Linked DNA regions of Homo sapiens: region 1 is linked to region 2. A link is a loop called in an ENCODE intact Hi-C map of the cell type or tissue named here. Cell type or tissue: PC-9. All regions are shown on one strand. Each heading gives the region's core, and the rest is flanking DNA. Links, peaks and the distances in the headings are about the cores only.

The links. Peaks named below come from ENCODE experiments on the same cell type or tissue, not always from the same donor. Only the 100,000 strongest peaks of a DNase experiment are listed, where the experiment ranks them.
Region 1: it touches region 2 in a loop (5-fold over the local background); 11 of 110 quality-filtered maps call a loop at or near these places.

The regions. Positions count from the first base shown.
Region 1 is chr12:31,668,079-31,678,545 of GRCh38, forward strand. ETFBKMT (electron transfer flavoprotein subunit beta lysine methyltransferase) reads left to right here. Exons shown (of 4, transcript NM_001135863.2): 4 at 1-5,036. It overlaps AMN1 (antagonist of mitotic exit network 1 homolog), which reads right to left. Exons shown (of 7, transcript NM_001113402.2): 7 at 3,064-4,299. The coding sequence ends at 4,226. Among named protein-coding and RNA genes, the nearest start is that of ETFBKMT, 14 kb to the left of the region's middle. In PC-9, for the core only: no CTCF peak of the experiment used is centred there; no DNase peak of the experiment used is centred there.
Region 2 is chr12:32,037,589-32,048,055 of GRCh38, forward strand. No RefSeq gene overlaps it. Among named protein-coding and RNA genes, the nearest start is that of BICD1, 64 kb to the right of the region's middle. RefSeq lists a silencer at 6,274-6,474. In PC-9, for the core only: no CTCF peak of the experiment used is centred there; no DNase peak of the experiment used is centred there.

The DNA.
Region 1 (10,467 bases), core at 1,099-9,098, 370 kb before region 2:
GAATGTAATTCTTGTTAAATGGAAAATCTTGTTTTTAAAATATGAAGGTTTAGAGTTTTGTTTACTTTTGTCATGTAACTGGTTCTGTATTTCTATGCATGCCAATTATACACATCTCTATCTGCATTTTTTTTTCTATTTTAACCGCTGAAGGAATATGATTATACAATGCCATACTCAATGGTGGCAGCATTTAATTTAAGTAATGGAGAAGAATTAAACATTGTAGCTGGATCTGTTTCTGTAGTCGAGGACAACTGTGATGTAACTTTGAATTAAACAAACAAAACAAAACAGAAGAAGACTATATATATATTTTTTCTTTTTTTAGAGACAGTCTCACTTTGCTCCCAGGCTGGAATGCAGTGGCTATTCAGAGGCTTAATCATTGGGCACTGCAGCCTTGAACTCTGGGCTTTTTTTTTTTTTTGAGATGGAGTCTCAGCTCTGTCGTCCAGGCTGGAGTGCAGTGACTCATGTCTCGGCTCACTGTAGCCTCCACCTCCCCCAATCAAGCGATTGTCCTGTCTCAGCCTCCAGAGTAGCTGGGATTTTAGGTGTGCACCACCATGCCTGGCTAATTTTTGTATTTTTAGTAGAGACGGGGTTTTGCCATGTTGGCCAGGCCGGTCTCAAACTCCTGACCTCAGGTGATCCACCCGCCTTGGCCTCCCAAAGTGCTAGGATTACAGGTGTGAGCCACCACGCCAGCCTGACGATGTTTTTTACTTCTATCACTTCCTTTTGATTTTTTCTTATAGCTTCTATCTCTGCTTACGTCACCCATCATTCTTGCGTGTTGTATGCTTTTCGCATTAGAGCCCTTTGCATGTTAATCAGTTATTTTAAATTTATGATCTGGTAATTCTAAAATGTCTGCCATAACTGAGTCTGGTTCTGATGCTTGTTTTCTTTTCAGACTGTTTTTTTGTCTTTTAGCATGCCTTGTAATTTTTTGTTGATAGCTAGACATGATGTATTGCATAAATAAACAAGTAAACTAAGGTAGCATGAGGTTTTAAAATCTGGGTAGGGCTACTGTTTGCTGTAGAGTAGATATTACAGGCTAAATTTTCCTCTAGTGTCCTGGCTATTGTCTCCTCTGTTATCTTTGAGTTTCCCTAGAGATTCCTTCTTATATAGAGTCTGAAGCTTGCAGTTTTTTTCACCTGTAATTCCCTGTTATTATACAGTAGCCTAACTGATGTGATAAGGTATGGGAGAAGGTATGTTCTATAGTCCTGTGATTAAGTCTCAGTCAGTTAAGTCAGCCTGTGCCCCTGCTGTGACCTTCACAAGTGCTTTCAGCTTTTCTTTTGTCACTTTGGTGAGACAGGAAGGCTAGAGGCAGCTGGAGTTGGGTGCTTCCTTTCCCCCAGGTCAACGAGGCTCTGGTAAAATAGTTTCCCTTGAGAACTGGCTTTTGTTAAGGAGAACTGAACACTTGGGCATATTTCAAAATGGTTACTTTCCCTATCCTCATACCAGAAGAGGGGATTTTTCTCTGATCCTCACCCTGAGAACCTGGTAGGTATCCTGGAGGTAAAACTATGAAAGTGTGGTGTCTCCCCTAGGAGTGGGCCCCCTGGAGTTTGTTTGTTTTAATTTAACAAAGTTTAATTGAGCAAAGAACAATCTGTGAATTGGGCAGCTCCCAAAAGCAGAATAGGTTCAGAGTGACTGCAGGGTTGCCACACCTGGTTAGATAACGTTTATGGACAGATTCCTAGAGCTTTTGATTCTTTTTTTTTTTTTTTTGAGGCAGAGTTTCACTCTTATTGCCCAGGCTGGAGTGCAATGGCGTGATCTTGGCTCACTGCAACCTCCACCTCCTGGGTTAAAGTGATTCTCCTGCCTCAGCCTCCTGAGTAGCTGGGATTACAGGTATACACCACCAAACCCAGCTGGGATTACAGGCATGCACCACCATGCCCAGCTAATTTTTGTATTTTTAGTAAAGACAGGGCTTCGCCATGTTGGCCAGGCTGGTCTCGAACTCCTGACCTCAGGTGATCCACCTGCCTCAGCCTCCCCAAGTGCTGGGATTACACGTGTGAGCCACTGTGCCAGGCTGGAGCTTTTGATTCTTAAGTCCATCCACATGGAGCCTCCAGCAACTCAGGAATTACAGCATAAATGTTCCTATTGGTACTGGCTCCAGCAACAGGCTTCTGCTCCCTGTAAGCTATGGTTCTTTGTATTTGCGTTTCTAATTTGTGAGGCATTCTCTCTTTAACCTTAATTCTCTAATGGATCTAAGTGTTGTTGACTTTTCAGTTTATTGAGCTTTTTTCTTATTGTGAGGATGGGAATGATGACTTCCAATCTCTTTATATTAGAAAATATAAATCAGACTAGAGACTGGAAATTTTTGTTGTTGTTGTTGGGTGTTTTGTTTTGTTTGTTTTTAGACAGGTCTTGCTCTCTCATCCAGGCTGGAGTTCAGCAATGCGACCGTGCTCACTGCAGCCTCGACTTTCTAGGCTCAGGTAATCCTCCCACTTCAGCCTCCTTAGTAGCTAGGACTGTAGGCATGCACCACCATGATGCCTGGCTAGTTTTTTTATTTTGTATTTTTTGTAGACATGGAGTCTTGCTACATTGGCCAGGCTGGGTATTACTGGGTATTTCTTTCTTTCCTCCTTTATTTCTTTCCATATTTACTTATTCAATGAATATTTGAGTGCTTATTATATACCAGGCACTGTTCTAGGCACTGGGGATATGGGGATACAGCAATGAAAAAAAAAGATAAATACTTTGTCCTTATGAAATTTGTATTCTAGAGTAGGGAGACATAATGAACAAATGAAAACAGGCATCAGATGGTGATAGGTAGTAAGGAGAAAAAGAAGTAAGGGTAATAGGGAATACTGGGTACTGGATGGGGTACAGATATTTTAAACAGAGTGGTGAGAAATAGTTAATACAGCTAGCAACATAAAAAAGGAGAAATATCAAACTGCAAACTGTTTTAGGAAGATAAATCCTTCATAGACCCAAAGAAGCTCACAATTTAGATGTCGAAACTAGTTTCTGCAAAAAGGGGAAAATGTGATTGACTTGGTTAAATATTCAGTATTAAATTTTATTGAATTTGTCTTTAGAAAAATTTCATAGTTAGAACAGGCCTTACCCATTTTGCACATATATACATATGCACCACCTTTGCAGTGGCAACATATATATCCACACTATAAACATACCACATTTATAAATCTTGTAAGGACAAGAAATGGAGTTGAATAAGTACCCCCCAACATATACAAGAAAGTTAGCATACTTACCCCGTTTTTCACTACATCAGAGGCAAAATAAGAAATCTTTTAAGAAAATCTCAAGACTGGCTCATGGCAAAATGAATATGCTAAATTTGGGGGTTGGTTTAAGCGTGGTATGTGTCAGGTAATTTTGTGATTACCAAAAAGTTTTCACTTGAAAACTAAGACCTTTGCTGTTTATTTCACAATGTGAAATCAATAAACCTGAGGATACAAGTCTCTGTAGTGATATTCTGTATTTACTCATTTTTACACATTTTTGAATGCAATTTTGCTAAGGAAGGAAAGCTTACAGATGCATAAAATGTAACTGGGAAGAGTAGCCATAAAAATCAATGAATGGATGTGGCTGGGCAAGAGCCTCTGTAATACTAATACGCTGAATGGCTAATAAGTCACTTCATTTCGGTGAAACAAATACCTAAATTCTTTGAAGAATTAACAGGCTTGATGTTCAGGTCTGCTTTTGGCAAATGGGCATTTAAATACTCCAAGAAGGTAAGAGCCAGAAAATAGGAAGGTAACTATGCTTTTAGAAATATGTTTACTTAGATTCTCCCAAGGTTTATACTTACAGGTAAACTTAGAACAATAGCTCAAATACCTACATAGGAGAAGGAAATCTCAAGGGAAAACAGTTAATTTTAAAGTTATTTAAGAAACAGAATCCAACACCATAGATCAGAGTTCATGCTAGGATTATCATTTCAAAAATAATGACTCATCCAACAGATATAGAATAATAGCACTTTAAAGATGTTTAAGAGTAAAGCACAAACCATGTATATACCAAGACTTAGCTAATTCTCTGAGAGTTATAACTTAAGACAATAAAATAATTAAAAATAGTGTTAACATTAAGTAGAATGCAAATCTCTATAGATGGTTTCCTGGGAAAGTAGTTTTGATAAGCTTTCCTAGCATTGATCATCTTCAAAAAAGCATCAATAAACAGTCCATGTCACTTGCTTTAGTTTGTTTGGGCCTACTAATTGCTCCAACACTTCTCGGGAATGATCTATAAAAGAAAACAATGACAATATATTAATTGACAATAAAAAATGTTTAATGTTTCCTCATGTCTAACTGGAGGTGATGTTAATTATTATACAGTTATTTAAAGGATTAAAGGAGGTGATCTATAAAGCACAATATACAACTAACTCACTAATAATTAATTAATGGTAGCCCTCACTATTATTAGGTGTAGTGCACCTATCATGGTATTACTTGTTTAAAAAAAAAAAACAGGCATTTGTTGTTTTCTCTGTAATTTCATCATAATTCCACCAACCAGAGTAATGGTCTAATTTCACCATTAACCTGTGTTAATGGTTAATAACTTTTTTCAGGATCTTAGCCGGAAATAGATGATTCACTAAAGTGGGGTGACTGAACAGCATTTAATGAAGGGAATATTTACCAAAAAAGTAGGATTAAAGAAAGCCAATAGGTACGGTAAACCACCTTGGGAAGCTGCAACACACCCAAAGGGTTAAAGGAGGTAGTAGTCACCGAACGTGACAAGTTGACCTGTAGCTGAACATTTTTCCATGTCTGTATAATACTACTATAAAGCATGATTTTAAATAGATAACCATTATATAAATACACTGTAATTTAACCAATCTATATTATTGGACATTTAGATGTTTTCAGTTTTTCACAATGTACAGTCGTGATTTTGATATGGTTTCCATCCTAGTTTTAGGATGTCTTTTAAAAATCTGAATTAAAGCAAAAATACTGATAAAATTTTGTTAGTTTAAATATTACTCATAAGTTTAATAAACTTGTTTCCATAGATACAACCTATGTTTTATGTACAACATATCTCTAACCTAGTCTTGGAAATCCTGTAATTTGGTGGTTCCTAGACAGATTTCACAGACCAGTAGAAAAAAAAAAAAAGATGGGCCCAACATATACAGTGACAAAATTTTATTTTAAGTTTAACAAAATTAAGCAAAAATACCAAGGTTTATTGCCAGCAAGAGAACCAGAGAGTGTATAGAAATGAAAAGTTATTATCATTGGGAAAACAAAGGTTTACAATTTTTTAAAAAAGCAGCTAGTAAGATAAATGCAGTTTTATTCATGGTCATAAAAATATTATTGGTTATTGTAGAGGAAATCTCAATCAAAGATAGATTCAAATTATGTTGAAAGTAAAAGAATGGACAAAGACATACCATTTAAATGGCAACCATGACAAAGCTGGGTGGCTATAGAAGAAGGGGGAAACACTTTCCAACTCTTTCTGTGAGGCCAGTGTTACCCTGATACCAAAGCCAGACAAAGACATCACATGAAAAAGAAAACTGCAGACAAGGATCTTTTATTAATGTAGACTAAAAAATGCTCAACAAAACACCAGCACACCAAATCCAGCCACTAGAAGAAAGGATTACATACCATGACCAACTGAGATTTATCATAGGAATGCAAGGTTACTTTAACATCTGAAAATCAATTAGTATAATATACTGTGTTAATGTCCTATTGCTGCTGTAACAAATTACCACAAATTTAGTGGCTTAAAGCAACAAATTTGTTATTGTACAGTTTTGAAGGTCAGAATTCCAAAATGGGTCTCACTGGGCTAAAATCAGGTGTGGGCAGGTCTGCGTTACTTTTTAGAGGAAAGTCTTATCTTTTTTTTTTTTTGGAGGCTCTACAGGGGAATCTACTTCCTTTACTTTTCTAGCTTCTAGAAACTACCACATTCCTTGCATTCCTTCCTGCTTATTTAAAGTGAACAACATTGGGCTGGGTGCGGTGGCTCACGCCTGCAATCCCAGCACTTTGGGAGGCTGAGGCGGGCAGATCATGAGGTCAGGAGTTTGAGACCAGCCTGGCCAACATAGTGAAACCCCCATCTCTACTAAAAATACAAAAATTAGCCGAGCACTGTGGCATGCACCTGTAGTCCCAGCTACCTGGGAGGCTGAGGTGGGAGAATTGCTTGAACCAGGGAGGCGGAGATTGCAGTAAGCCAAGACCATGCCATCGTACTCTTGCCTGGGTGACAGAGTGAGACTCCATCTCAAAAAAAAAAAAAAGTGGGCATCATTGAGCACAGTCCTTCTCAAGCTGCCATCTCTATGGTCCTCTCTCCTTCTACTTTTAAGGACCCTTATGATTATTTTGGGCCTACATAGATAATACAGAATGATCTCCCTACTTAAAAATCAACTGATTAGCAACTTTAATTCCATTGGCAACCTTATGTAACATAACATACTCACATTTTGGGCATTAGAACGTGGATATCATTGGGTGGGTGAGAGCATTATTCAGCTTACCACCTACACCATTCTAATAGAACAAAGAACTAAAACCACATGATCATCTCAATAGACAAAGAAACACCAATTGGCTGGGTACGGTGGCTCATGCCTGTAATTCCAGCACTTTGGGAGGCTGAGGGCGGATCACCTGAGGTCAAGAGTTCAAGACCAGCCTGGCTAAGATGGGAAAACCCCGTCTCTACTAAAAATACAAAAAAAAAAATTAGCCATGCATGGTGGTGGGTGCTTGTAATCCCAGCTACTCAGGAGACCGAGGCAGGGGAATCGCTTGAATCCAGGAGGCAGAGATTGCAGTGAGCTGAGATGGTGCCACTGTACTCCAGCCTGGGCAACACAGCAAGACCCAGTGTCAAAAAAAAAAAAAAAGAAACACCAGTTGACAAAAACCAATGCTCATTCAACCAACTAGGAATAGAAGATAACTTCCTCAACCTGATAAAGGGCGTCTATGAAAAACCCATAGATGGCAGGATGCAGTGGCTCATGTCTGTAATCCCAGCATTTTGGGAGGCCAAGGCGGGAGGATCACTTGAGCCCAGGAGTTCAAGACCAGCCTGGGAAATATAGTGAGACCCTGTCTCTGCGAAAGAAATTTAAAAATTAGCTGAGTGTGGTGGCACATGCCTGTAGTCCCAATTACTTGGGAGGCTGAGGTAGGAGGATCCAATTGAGCCTGGGAGGCAGAGGTTGCAGTGAGTGTGTTCACACCACTGCACTCCAGCCTGAGCAACAGAGCAAGACCCTGTCTCAAAAACAAACAAGAAAAACCTATAGCTAATAGTGAAAAATTAAATGTTTTCTCCCTAGGATCAAGACAAGGATATCCACACTTTTTTTTTTTTTTGAGACAGAGTCTCACCCTTTGCCCAGGCTGGAGTTCAATGATGTGATCTTGGCTCACTGCAACCCTGGCTTCCAGGCTCAAGTGATTCTCCTGCCTCAGCCTCCCGAGTAGCTGGGATTACAGGCGCCCGCAACCACGCCCAGCTAATTTTTTGTATTTTTAGTGGAGACGGGGTTTAACCATGCTGGCCAGGCTGGTCTTGAACTCCTGACCTCAGCAGTTTGAGACCTGATCCACCTGCCTTGGCCTCCCAAAGTGCTGGGGTTACAGGCGTGAGCCACCGTTACCCGCCAGGATGTCCACTCTTGCCATTTCTATCCAACATAGAAATGGCATGTACCAGAGGTTCCAGCCATGGAAATTAGGCAAGAAAAAGAAAAGGCATTCAGGTTAGAAGGAAGAAGTAAAACTATCTATTTGTAGATGTTATACTGTGTATACAATATCCCAAGGAATTCACTAAAAAAATAGAATAAATGAGTTCAGCAAGGTACAAGAACAATATATAAAAATCAAATGTATTTCTATACATCAACAATGAATAATCCAAAAATGAACTAGAAAATAACTCCATTTATGTTACCATCAAAAAGAATAGAATACTTAGGAATAAATCAAATGAAAGTGAAAAACTTATACTCTGAAAACTATAAGACTTTATTGAAAGAAATTAAAGACCTAAATAAAGAAATCCAAACCAGAAGGCTTAATATTATTAAGATAGCAATATTTCCCAAATTACCTATAGATTCAATGAAATTCATATCAAAATACAAGCTGGCTTTTTATTTTTTGCAGAAATCAATAAGATGGGGCCTGGTAAGGTGGCTCACACCTGTAATCTCAGCACTTTGGGAGGCCAAGGCAGGTGGATCGCTTGAGTTCAGGAGTTTGAGACTAGCCTGGGCAACATGGCGAAACCCCGTCTCTACTAAAAATGCAAAAATTAGCCAGAATTTGGCCCCCCCAGCTAATTTTTTTGTATTTTTAGTAGAGATGGGGTTTCACCATGTTAGCCAGGATGGTCTCGATCTCCTGACCTCGTGATCTGCCCGCCTTGGCCTCCCAAAGTGCTGCAATTACAGGTGTGAGCCACCGCGCCTGGCCAACACTTCCCAATTTCATTTTAGCTGGTGTGTCTACAATCATTTTGGCATTTTTCCAAGTTGTGAATATGTTATCAAACATATATAAAATTTGTCTTCTGTCTACATTTGTCACTATTCTGTTTTGAATTCACTATTGCACATTATAGGAAGATGCTTTTCCCTCCAATAGTAAGCATGTAACATTTTTATGTAATTAAAAATTTTTGATGCCAGATGGCAGTGTTATATTACAGTCTCCTTAGGCAGCTTCTTCCCATGAAGATAGAGTATTTAGGACTGTGGGTTTAAATAAGAATATTCAATGCCTTTATTATGCTACAGGGAAAAACTATGGGGTCGCTAAGTATTTCATAATCTCTTGGCAGAACATTTTATAGAAACACATACTCTCTTGGCCGGGCGCGGCGGCTCACACCTGTAATCCCAGCACTTTGGGAGGACGAGACGGGCGGATCACGAGGTCAGGAGATCGAGACTATCCTGGCTAACATGGTGAAACCCCGCCTCTACTAAAAAATACAAAAAAATTAGCTGGGCGTAGTGGCGTGCACCTGTAGTCCCAACTACTCGGGAGGCTGAGGCAGGAGAATGGCGTGAACCTGGGAGGCGGAGCTTGCAGTGAGCCGAGATCGCGCCACTGCACTCCAGCCTGGGTGACTGAGCGAGACTCCGTCTCAAAAAAAAGAAAAAGAAAAAGAATCACATACTCTCCAGACTGAAAAAGGGCTAACGGGTCATTTATGCTAATCACCCGACTGATGCTTGATGTCACCTTCCTATTTGTTTCTCTATCCTAGTAACAGTTAAGCCACTTTACATTAAAGGCTCAGGAAGGAATTATAGATTGTGGTTCAGATGACTTAGGTTTTACTTCCAGTTCTATCAACTATTTCTAAGATGTGGGGCAAGCCACTTAAATCAATTGTATCTCTGTTCCCTTATCTTTAAAATGAGGGAGTTGTATAGATGACCTTGTTGGGGCTCAGAAAAGGATTCCCCAAAGTATGGCACTTTGGCATGCTGAGTACTTTGAACTAAAGGACATTGGAAGGCCTCAGAATCCACCTCAGAACCAAGGTCTCTGACCTTCTCCTGCCCTCCTATCTCTTACCCTTCATTCTCCGCAAGTGAGTCACAGAAACCAGGATTCCTCTTCCCCAAGGTGGGTCACAGAAACTAGAACCCTTTTCCCCAAAGGAAGACATAAAACCTACAAATATTACTCTAAACTTCCCCAGCCTTTCTGCCTAGGAGCTGGCCATAAAGAAATTCTCTGATGTACCCTTGTCAGATAGGAGATCATAAGGCCCTCATTCCAGAGTGGCCCCGCCCTATACCCTGGAAAAAGGAAGGTCACACAGAAAGGCCAAGAAGAATCTGAACAGGCCTTGCTGGGTTTCTCCACTCTTACTATTAGTTCATTCTCTTTTCCAGTCACATCTCTACATGGCTGTCCATGCTTCATAAGCATAAAAACAAGCAGTTTTCCCTGGGTGTTTGGCTCTTCATTTCTGAAGTCTCTTATAAATCTTTGACCAAATAAACCTGTTACGCCTTTCTCTTATTAACCTCCCTTTTCGTATAGGACTGTCAGCCTTGACCCTTATGATGGGTGAGGAAAGGTATACCTTTCTGCCTCCCAACCTCTAAGGAACTGTTGACCACCTCTGTAAAAATCTATGACAATATAGATGGAGAGCATTTTTTGAAAGATTCATGGCAGGAGCACTTGGAACACCAAGAAGAAGAAGAAACTATGGGAAATACAAACTTTTTTTTTTTTTTTATGTTGAGACAGAGTCTCACCCTGTCGCCTAGGCTGGAGTGCAATGGTGTCATCTCAGCTCACTGCAACCTCCGTCTCCTGGGTTCAAGTGACTCTCCTGCCTCAGTCTCCCGAGTAGCTGGGACTACAGGTGCCC
Region 2 (10,467 bases), core at 1,601-9,600:
GATAGGGTTTCGCCGTGTTGCCCAGGCTGGTCTCAAACCCCTGAGCTCAAGTGATTGGCTTGTCCTCCCAAAGTGCTGATTATAGGCGTGAGCCACTGCACCCGGCCATGTTTTTTCTTTATGCATACTTACCCTCTTTATTTCTTACTGGCTTACCTAAAATATGTGAAGAGGCTGCTTGCCAGGAGGTGAGAGAAACTGGAGGAGAGTGGTAATGCAATGAGTTTTGGATTTCTTTTTTTTTTTTTTTTTTTGAGGCCGAGTCTCAATCTGTCACCCAGGCTGGAATGCAGTGAGTGGTGCAATCTTGGGTCACTGCAACTTCTGCCTCCCAGGTTCAAGCGAATCTTCTGTCTCAGCCTCCCAAGTAGCTGGGATTACAGATGTGCACCACCACACCTGGCTAATTTTTGTATTTTTAGTAGACACGGGGTTTCGCCATATTAACTAGGCTGGTCTCGAACTCCTGACTTCAAGTGATCTGCTCGCCTTGGCATCTCAAAGTGCTGGGATTACAGGTGTTAGCCACTGCACCTGGCCGAGTTTTGTGTTTCAAATGCCAGACTTGGGACAGCTGAAGACTCCTCAGGTGATATGGACTACCAATAATACTGATTGGTAGGTAAATTGCGGGGATGGAACTAAGATCTCAAAGCCTGACCTGTAGCTATCTAAGACATTTAGTATCAACTGACTTCTTTCTTCCTTCCCTTCAGGTAACTATTAGGGATTTCCTAGGCCAGTTCTCAAAGAAACACAGCTTATCTTATGACCCAGGACACAGGCACACAGACACACATACGTGACTGAATTAATACTTAGCCTTACACCATTGCACTGTTTTATTTTCTTTCCTTTTCCTTTTCTTTTCTTTTTTTTTTTTTTTTTGAGACGGAGTCTTGCTCTGTGCCCAGCCCAGGCTGGAGTGCAGTGGCGCAATCTTGGCTCACTGCAAACTCTGCCTCCCGGGTTCACGCCATTCTCCTGCCTCAGCCTCCCGAGTAGCTGGGACTACAGGCACCCACCACCACGCCTGGCTAATTTTTTGTATTTTTTTTAGTAGATACAGGGTTTCACTGTGTTAGCCAGGATGGTCTCGATCTCCTGACCTCGTGATGCAACCATCTCGCCCTCCCAAAGTGCTGGGATTACAGGTGTGAGCCACCGCACCCGGACTCTTTTTTTTTTTTTTTTTTTTTTGAGATGGAGTTTCGCTCTTGTTACCCAGGCTGGAGTGCAATGGTGCCATCTCGGCTCACTGCAACCTCCGCCTCCCGGGTTCAAGCAATTCTCCTGCTTCAGCCTTCTGAGTAGCTGGGATTACAGGCATGTGCCACCACGCCCAGCTAATTTTGTATTTTTAGTAGAGACAGGGTTTCTCCATGCTCGTCTCGAACTCCTGACCTCAGGTGATCTGGCCACCTAAGCCTCCCAAAGTGCTGGGATTACAGGCGTGAGTCACCGCGCCTGGCTGTTTTCTTTTCTTTTCTTTGTTTAGAGATAGGGTCTCACTCTGTCACCCAGGCTGGAGTGTAGTGGTAAAATCATAGCTCACTGCAACCTCCAACTCCTGAGCTCAAGAAACCCTCTCTCCTCAGCCTTCCAAGTAGCTAGGACCACAGGTGCACACCACTACACCAAGCTATTTTCACAAATTTTTATACAGACAGCATCTCAGTATGTTGCCCAGGCCGGTTTCAACCCCCTGGGCTCAAACAATCCTCCCACCTTGGCCCCCAAAGTGTTGGGGTTTCAGGCATGAGCCGCTGCGCCCAGCCTTGTTATTTTCTATTCTATTGTTTTGTTTGCTTATCATTCTTGGCTTCCAACAGCAATTTTTAAAAACTGTTTTGGGGTAGAGGGAGTATGGCTAACAGCTGTTTTTTCCTTAAATCTGCGCTGTGGATCTTAGAACCAGATGCCTGTTATTCACTCCCAAGCCTCCTAGGCAACCCGCCAGTGAGATCGTCCCGCCAGTGAGATCGTCCCGCTGTTAGTCTTTGAGTTGATGGCCAGTCAGCCCTGGGTCTTAGTGGGTGGGAATAGAAGTGGGGGATGCAGAGAGAAAGCTCATTAAACATGGCCTTGCCCTAGGATTCAGAATGCAGTGCGCCTGCACTGAATCAACCTGTCAGAGAGGCTGTTCTTTGAAAAGAAGTTTGGGTCTGTCATTTAAAAAAATTAAACAATTTAGAAATGTAGTCCTCTCCTGCTTAACATCAGTAATCTATTACTGAAAATTGGTTGTTCTGCATGAAAATGCTAACCTTCAGCCTATTTATTTTATTTTAAACAGAAAAATTATACTATGTCAACCCCAAACCCTCAATCAATTTCTTAAAAGGTTAACTAAAGCATGGTAAGGTACCTAAATATAATTCTTATAAAACAAAACATCTGGTCAGTTGTGAAATGTTTAAAACATTGCTTCTTGATCACCAAATAATTAATATGGTGAATAACAGATAGGGGCTTTTGTGCAGTAGAAGATTCAAGACCAAGACAAGCTCATGTTTCCCTTTAGGCGGGCTTCCTCCTGAGGGAGGCCCCTGACCTCCCTCTTCTTAGAGCATTTGCTTTAGAAAACTTGTAAATTTTCTCTCTGATACTTCGAGATGCCAATTTTTTTTTTTTTTTTGGTCATTTTACCTTTAGTCGATGCATAATCTTTAAAAAAGCTTTGTCAGTTTTACAACCCAGGAAAGTCTTTCTCCAAGACCTGGGAACTATTTCTTTGAAATGCAATCAGCAGGACATAGCATCCTTATCTCTGTTTCTGTGGGAGGGCAGCAGGAGCCTGACTCCAAATTGCCTTGCTCCAAGTTTCAAGATATCGTGCTCTAAGTTACAAAACTAACTCTTGTCACAAAGCTAGGATACGTTTATTTCTCCTTTTTGTTGATTTTTGAACAATTAGAATTTATTTCTCACAGTTCTGAAGGCTGCGTGTCTGAGAGCAGGGTCCCAGCACAGCCAAGTTCTGGTGAGGACCCTCTTCCAGTGGCAGATGCCCACTTCTGGTGCTATCTCCCATGGAGGACAGCAGAGGCTATAATTCCTTTGGAGAAAGCCTACTAGCAAATACACAATGGAATTTTATTTAGCCTTTCAAAAAAAGGAATTTCTGCCATTTGCGACAACATAGATGAACCTGGAGAACTATGCTAAATGAAAAAAAGCCAGGCAGGGAAGGACACATACTGCAGGATCTCACATGTATGTGGAATCTAAAACAATCAAGCTCATAGAAGTAGAGAATAAAATGGTGGTTACCAGGGGCTGGGAGCGAGGAAATGGGGAAATGTTGGTCAATGGGTACAACATTTCAGTTAGACAGGAGGAATATTTTTTTGAGATCTATTGCACAGTATGAGAACTATAGTTAATAATAATGTACTGTATATTCCAAAAATGCTAAGTGAATACATTTCAAATGCTCTTCCTACCAAAAAAATGATGAGTATTGGCTGGGCATGGTGGCTCACACCTGTTATCCCAGAGTTTTGGGATGCCAAGGCAGGCAGATCACTTGAGGCCAGGAGTTCAAGGCCAGCCTAGGCAACATAGTGAAACCCTGTCTCTATAGAAAATTAAAAAAATTAGACAGACGTGATGGTGTGTGCCTGTAGTCTTAGCTACTCAGGAGGCTGAGGTGGGAGGATGGCTTGAGCCCAGGAGTTCAAAGTTACAGTAAGCTATAATGGTGCCACTGCACTCCAATCTGGGCAACAGAGTGAAAACTTGTCTCTCTAAAAAAATAAAAAAAAAAAAAGATGAGTATTGAGGTAATGGGTATGTTAATTAGCTTGATTTAATAATTTCACATTGTTTACATATATTACAACATCACTCCGTACCCCATAAAGACATCAAATTATAAAAAGCCAACGGCAAACACAAATGGCCTGTGACTTCCCTTATGTCCTTCAGTACTAATTCACCCAATCCTTTAAAACCTATCCCTTCTGGGCCGGGTGCGGTGGCTCATGCCTGCAATCCCAGCACTTTGGGAGGCAGAGGCAGGCAGATCACGAGGTCAGGAGATCGACGTCAACCTGGCTAACACAGTGAAACCCCGTCTCTACTAAAAATACAAAAAATTAGCTGGGCGTGGTGGTGGGCACCTGTAGTCCCAGCTACTCTGGAGGCAGAGGCAGGAGAATCACTTGAACCCGGGAGGCAGAGGTTGCACTGAGCCGAGATCCCGCCACTGCACTCCACCTGGGCGACAGAGAGAGACTCCGCCTCAAAAACAAACAAACAAACAAACAAACAAACAAAACCTATCCCTTCTGATGAGCAGTTTAGTTCATACTTAGTTCTGGCCCTCTCCCCTCCTGCAGTTTAACTTTGCCTAAAGTTTCAACGTTGTTCAGTGCAATTTTTCCTTTGACACCACCAGTGGTCCTGTGTTGCACCCCTTTTGTTTTGTTTCATTTTGTTTTTTTGTCTTTTGGTTTATTTGGTAGAGACAGGGTCTTGCTTTGTTGTCCAGGCTGGCCTTGAACTCCTGGCTTCAAGGGCTCCTCCTGCCTCGGCCTCCCATGGTGCTAGGATTATAGGTATGAGCCACAGCACCTGGCCTATTGCACCCCTTTTGTTGTTGTTTGTTGTTTTTTGGTTTTGAGACAGTGTCTTGTTCTGTTGCCCAGGCTGGAGCACAGTGGCATGATCGTGGCTCACTGCAGCCACTACCTCCTGGCTCAATCGATCCTCCAGCTTTAGCCTCCTGAGTAGCTGGGACTACAGAAGTGTACCACCATGCCTGGCTAGATTTTTGAATTCTTTGTAGAGACAGAGTTTCACCTTGTTTCCTAGGTTGGTCTTGAACTCTTGAGCTGAAGCCATCCAACTGCCTCGGCCTCCCAAAGCGCTGGGATTACAGGCGTGAGCCACCGCACCAAGCCTGTTTCGTGTTTTGTTTTTTAAGACAGGGTCTTACTATGTCACCCAGGCTTGAGGGCAGTGGCGTGATCATGGCTTACTGCAGCTTTGACCTCCCAGGCTCCAGTGATCCTCCCACCTCAGCCTTCTGAGTAGCTGGACTACACACGTGCTCCACCACACCCAGCTAATTTTTGTTCTTTTTTTTTTGAGACAGAGTCTCGCCCTGTCACCCAGGCTGGAGTGCAGTGGTGCAATCTCAGCTCACTGCAACCTCTGCCTCCTGGGCTCAAGCGATTCTCTTACCTCAGCCTCCAGAGTAGCTGGGACTACAAGCTCAGGCCACCACACCCAACTAATTATTTTTATTTTTATTTTTATTTTTTGAGACAGAGTCTCACTCTGTCACCCAGGCTGGAGTGCAGTGGCAACCTCCTCCTCCTGGGTTCAAGCAATTCTCCTGCCTCAGCCTCCTGAGTAACAGGGAATACAGGTGCCCACCACCACGCCTGGCTAATTTTGTATTTTTAGTACAGATGGGGTTTTACCGTGTTGGTCAGGCTGGTCTTGAACTTCTGACCTCAGGTGATCCACCTACCTCAACCTCCCAAAATTCTGGGATTATAGGCGTGAGCCACCACTCCTGGCCAATTTTTTGTATTTTTAGTAAAGATGGGGTTTCACCATGTTGGCCAGGCTGGTCGTGAACTCCTGATCTCAGGTAATCCACCCACCTTGGCCTCCCAAAGTGCTGGGATTACAGGCATGAGCCACTGCACCCAGCCTTAATTTTTGTATTTTTTGTATAGACAGGGTCTCACTATGTTGCTCAGGCTTATTTCAAACACCTGGGTTCAAGTGATCCTCTGGCCTCAGCCTCCCAAAATGCTGGGATTATAGGCGTGAGCCACTGTGCCCAGCCCCTTTTGTTGATCGCGCCACAATTTTCCAAAACGTTCATAGGGACTCTATATTAGCTTTCTAGAGCTGCCATAACAAAGCACCACAAACTGGGTGGGTTAAAAAAACAGAAAATGTATTATCTTACAGTTCTGGAAGTCAGAGGTCCAAAATCAAGGTCTTGGCAGGGCCATGCTCCTTCTGAAGGCTCCAGGGAAGAAATCTGTTCCATGCCTTACTTTTAGCTTCTGGTGTTGCCAGTAAATGCTTGTTGATACAGCACTTTAATCACTGTCTCCATTGCCTCATAGCATTCTTCCTGGGTCTGTCTCCGTGTCTCTTCTCTGCTTCTCATAAGGACAGCAGTCATATTGGATTGAGTCCATACTACTTAATATAGTTTGAATATTTGTCCCCTCCAAATCTCAAATTGAAATGTGACCCCCAGTGTTGGAAGTGGGGCCTAGTAGGAGATGTTTGGGTCATGGGGACAGATCCCTCATGAATGGCTTGATGCCCTCCTTACAGTAATGAATGAGTTCTTGCTCTATTAGTTAATGTGCAATCTGATTGTTAAAATCTCTCGCCATGTGACACACTGGCTCTCCTTGCCTTCCACCATGATTGGAAGCTTCCTGAGGCTTCCCCAGAAACAGACACTGGCACCTTGTTCTGTTAGAAATAAAAGCTCAGAGTCGTAAAGAAAATGAGCACTCAAACACAAGATTTCTCAGCAAGGCAAATTTTCTTCTGCAGAAGGGTGCAGCTTGCGCCAGTCATTATCGCAAGAGCACACCGAGCAGGGTAGGAAAGGGGTTTTTATCTCTAATGCAGTTCCTAGCACTTCTGTGTCCTTTCCCCATTGGCTGGGGTTGGACCTCACAATCTAAGCTAACTCGATTGGCTAAGGTTTAAAATTGAATAGGGTCTATTAGGTGAAGAGTCCGTTACTAGGTGGGAAAAGAGTCTGTTACTAGGCGGGAAGGCATATCTGGACTTGTCTGGGCATGGCAAAGGCAGGAAGGTTGTTTACAGAACAGGTAGCTAGGAGACAAGGAAGTACAAGGAAGTTGGTTTTAAGAAACAAAGAACAGGGAACGAAAGCTTTTTGAAGAGGAATTTATCATCTCTGACACTTCTTGTACAGTCTGCAGAACTGTGAGGCAATTAAACTTCTTTTCTTTGTAAATTACCCAGCCTTAGCTATTCCTTTATACAATGCAAAATGGACCAAATATAGTACTCAAGTATAACCTCATTCTAACTTAAATCTTAATTACATCTGCAAAGACTATTTCCAAGTAAGGTCACATTCACAGGTACCAGGGGTTAGGACTTCAACACATCCTTTGGGGCAGATACAATGTTGAGGATTGCCTCAACAGACTCTGAAGAAATAGCAATAATATTTGGAATAAAAGGCCTTTCTTGCATTTCATTTTTTGAAAAATATTGTATCATGTTTAGGATGTAAAAATTTTGTGACTTTTCTATAGAATTGTTAGCCAGAAATGTTATATTGAGAGATACATATGTTCTATGAAGTTTGAGTTTTAAAAATGAAGAGAAGGCTGGGCATGCCTGTAATCCTAGCATTTTAGGAAGCCAAGGCAGACAGTTTGCTTGAGCCCAGGAGTTCAAGACCAGCCTGGGCAACATAGCAAAATCCTATCTCTACAAAAAATAAACATTTAGCTGGGGCCGGGCACAGTGGCTCATGCCTGTAATCCCAGCACTTTGGGAGGCCAATGCAGGCAGATCACCTGAGGTCAGGAGTTTGAGACCAGCCTGGCCAACATGGCAAAACCCTGTCTCTACTAAAAATATAAAAATTAACTGTGTATGGTGGCGTGCACCTGTAATCCCAGCTACTTGGGAAGCTGAGGTAGGAGAATCATTTGAGCCCGGGAGGCAGAGGCTGCAATGAGCCGAGATTGGGTCACTGCATTCCAGCCTGGGAGACAGAGTGAGACTCAGTCTCAATAATAATAATAATAATAATAATAATAATAATAATAATAATAAAACTAGCTGGGTGTGGTGGCCTTTGCCTGTAGTCTCAGCTACTCAGGAGACTGAGGTGGGAGGATCATTTGAGCTTGGGAGGATGAGGCTGCAGTGAGCCATGATTGAGCCACTGCACTCTGCACTCCAGCCTGGGCAATAGAGCAAGACTGTCTTAAAAAAAAAAAAAAAGAGGTATTTCTCTTTTAGGGGAGAAGGTTTACCTGGGAGGCATTATGCAGGGTGAGCAGTAATCTATCTGGAGGACACACTTGGGTTTGGTGAAGGTGACACTTCTTCAAAGAGAAATCGAGGGTTGTGTCAAAGACAAAACCCAGAGAAGTAGGCAGATTGATTAAAGAACACTTGAGAGGCAAAGATCAGAGGATCTCAGCAGGGTGCTTTTGCCCTAGACTTATATAGAGAGGAGTAAACAAGCTGAAGTGGGGTGATATGCAGTTGGGGTTGTTTTGTATGCAGAACTGTCTGTCACTTAGCTGAACCAGAAATATTATTCTCAGGGAAACAAATTGTTCTAATCTTAGCTAGTCAACTACAGCAAAGAATGGGAAATTGGAGGATTTGTGTTTGGCCTTGTTGCAGATGAACAAGGGAGCCAACCCTGAGAACCGTGGGGTCACAAGAGAGTGGACGGTGAGTTGTACCTATGTCCTATGCAGAAGGATGGTTCTCTGAGCAAGTCTTCTCCAAGAACACAAAAGAATGGGGGATTTTGAAAAACAAAAGGTGGTGGAGGATGGGGGTTGCATGGGGTTCAGGTTGGGGGTGGGGGTACTGGGGGTGCAGGGTGCTTTATCATCGCTGCTTTCTTTTCTTTTTAAATAAATACATTTTCTTTCTGTCTTCTTTATTTTATTTTATTTTATTTTATTTTTTTGAGACAGGGTCTCACTCTGTCGCCCAGGCTGGAGTGCAGTGGCACAATCTCAGCTCACTGCAAGCTCCACCTCCTGGGTTCACACCATTCTCTTGCCTCAGCCTCCCCAGCAGCTGGGACCACAGGTGCCCGCCACCATGCCTGGCTAATTTCTTTTGTATTTTTAGTAGAGACGGGGTTTCACTGTGTTAGCCAGGATGGTCTCGATCTCCTGACCTCGTGATCTGCCCACCTCAGCCTCCCAAAGTGCTGAGATTACAGGCGTGAGCCACCATGCCTGGCCTCTTTCTGTCTTTATTTTATTTTACTTAAATTTTTTTGATTTTGTTTTTGTTTTGTTTTGGAGTTTTTTGCTCTTGTTGCCAGGCTGGAGTGCAATGACACGATCTCGGCTCACTGCAATCTTTGCCCCCTGGGTTCAGGCAATTCTCCTGCCTCAGCCTCCTGAGTAGCTGGGATTACAGGTGTGCGCCACCACGCCCAACTAATTTTGTATTTTTTTAAGTACAGACGGGGTTTCTCCATGTTGGTGAGGCTGGTCTCAAACTCCCGACCTCAGGTGATCTGCCTGCCTTGGCCTCCCAAAGTGCTGGGATTACAGGCATGAGCCACTGCACCCGGCCAAAAAAAAAAAATTTTTTTTTTTTTTGAGACAAAATCTCACTCTGTTGCTGAAGCTGGAGTGCAGTGGTGTGATCTCGGCTTACTGCAACCTCCACCTCCCTGGTTCAAGTGATTCTCCTGCCTCAGCCTCCTGAGTAGCTGGGACTACAGGCACGTGCCATCATGCCCGGCTAATTTTTTTATTTTTAGTAGAGACAGGGTTTCACTATATGGGTCAGGCTGGCCTTGAACTCCTGGCCTCAAGCGATCCACCTGCCTTGGCCTTCCAAAGTGCTGGGGTTACAGGCATGAGCCACAGCACCCGGCCAAACAAATTTTTTTTGAGACAGAGTCTTACTCTGTTGCTCAGACTGGAGTGCAGTGGTGCCATCTCAGCTCACTGCAACCTCTGCCTCCTGGGTTCAAGCAATTCTCCTGCCTCAGCCTTCCAAGTAGCTGGAATTACAGGCGCCCACCACTAAGCCATGATAATTTATTTTATTTTATTTTATTGTTTTAGTAGAGACAGGGTTTCACCATGTTGGCCAGGCTGGTCTCAAACTCCTGACCTCGTGATCCACCTGCCTTGGCCTCCCAAAGTGCAGGGATTACAGGCATGAGCCACCATGCCTGCCTGATTATCACTGCTTTCCAGAGGTGCAGGGTCTCAGATAAAGGTCAACAGTGCTCAGTGGTCAGGAGGAAGAAAGACCTATGTGTCACTGAGCAGAGACTGTAACTTCCTGCCTTCAGTTATTCCCAGTTACTCTTAGAAGTGTTTTATTTATCTTTGCAAAATGGATCTCACAGTCATGGGGTGCCGCTGCCACAGTGGCGGGGCCCACTTAGTGACTGCCAAACTTCAGACTTGAAAGGGTATCCTTTTGTCAGACTCCAGTGGGCTGTGCAAGAAATCCGGGGAAAGTGCAAGTGAGGCCTCTGAGATGCAGGAAGACCAGAATTCCTAGTCCATTTTATTTTTATTTAAAAAAGCAAGAATTTAAACTTTACTGACATTGATTATAGAGTATGCACTGGATTTGTCACTCTGAATCTATGTCACCGTTATGTGTCACCTCCTCGGGGAAGAACAGAAGCGTCACATTGTGGTGACTTTCCTCCCTGAACCCCTTCAGAGTGCAGCATATTACAGGTTAGGAGTGCCTGGTTAAAGGCAG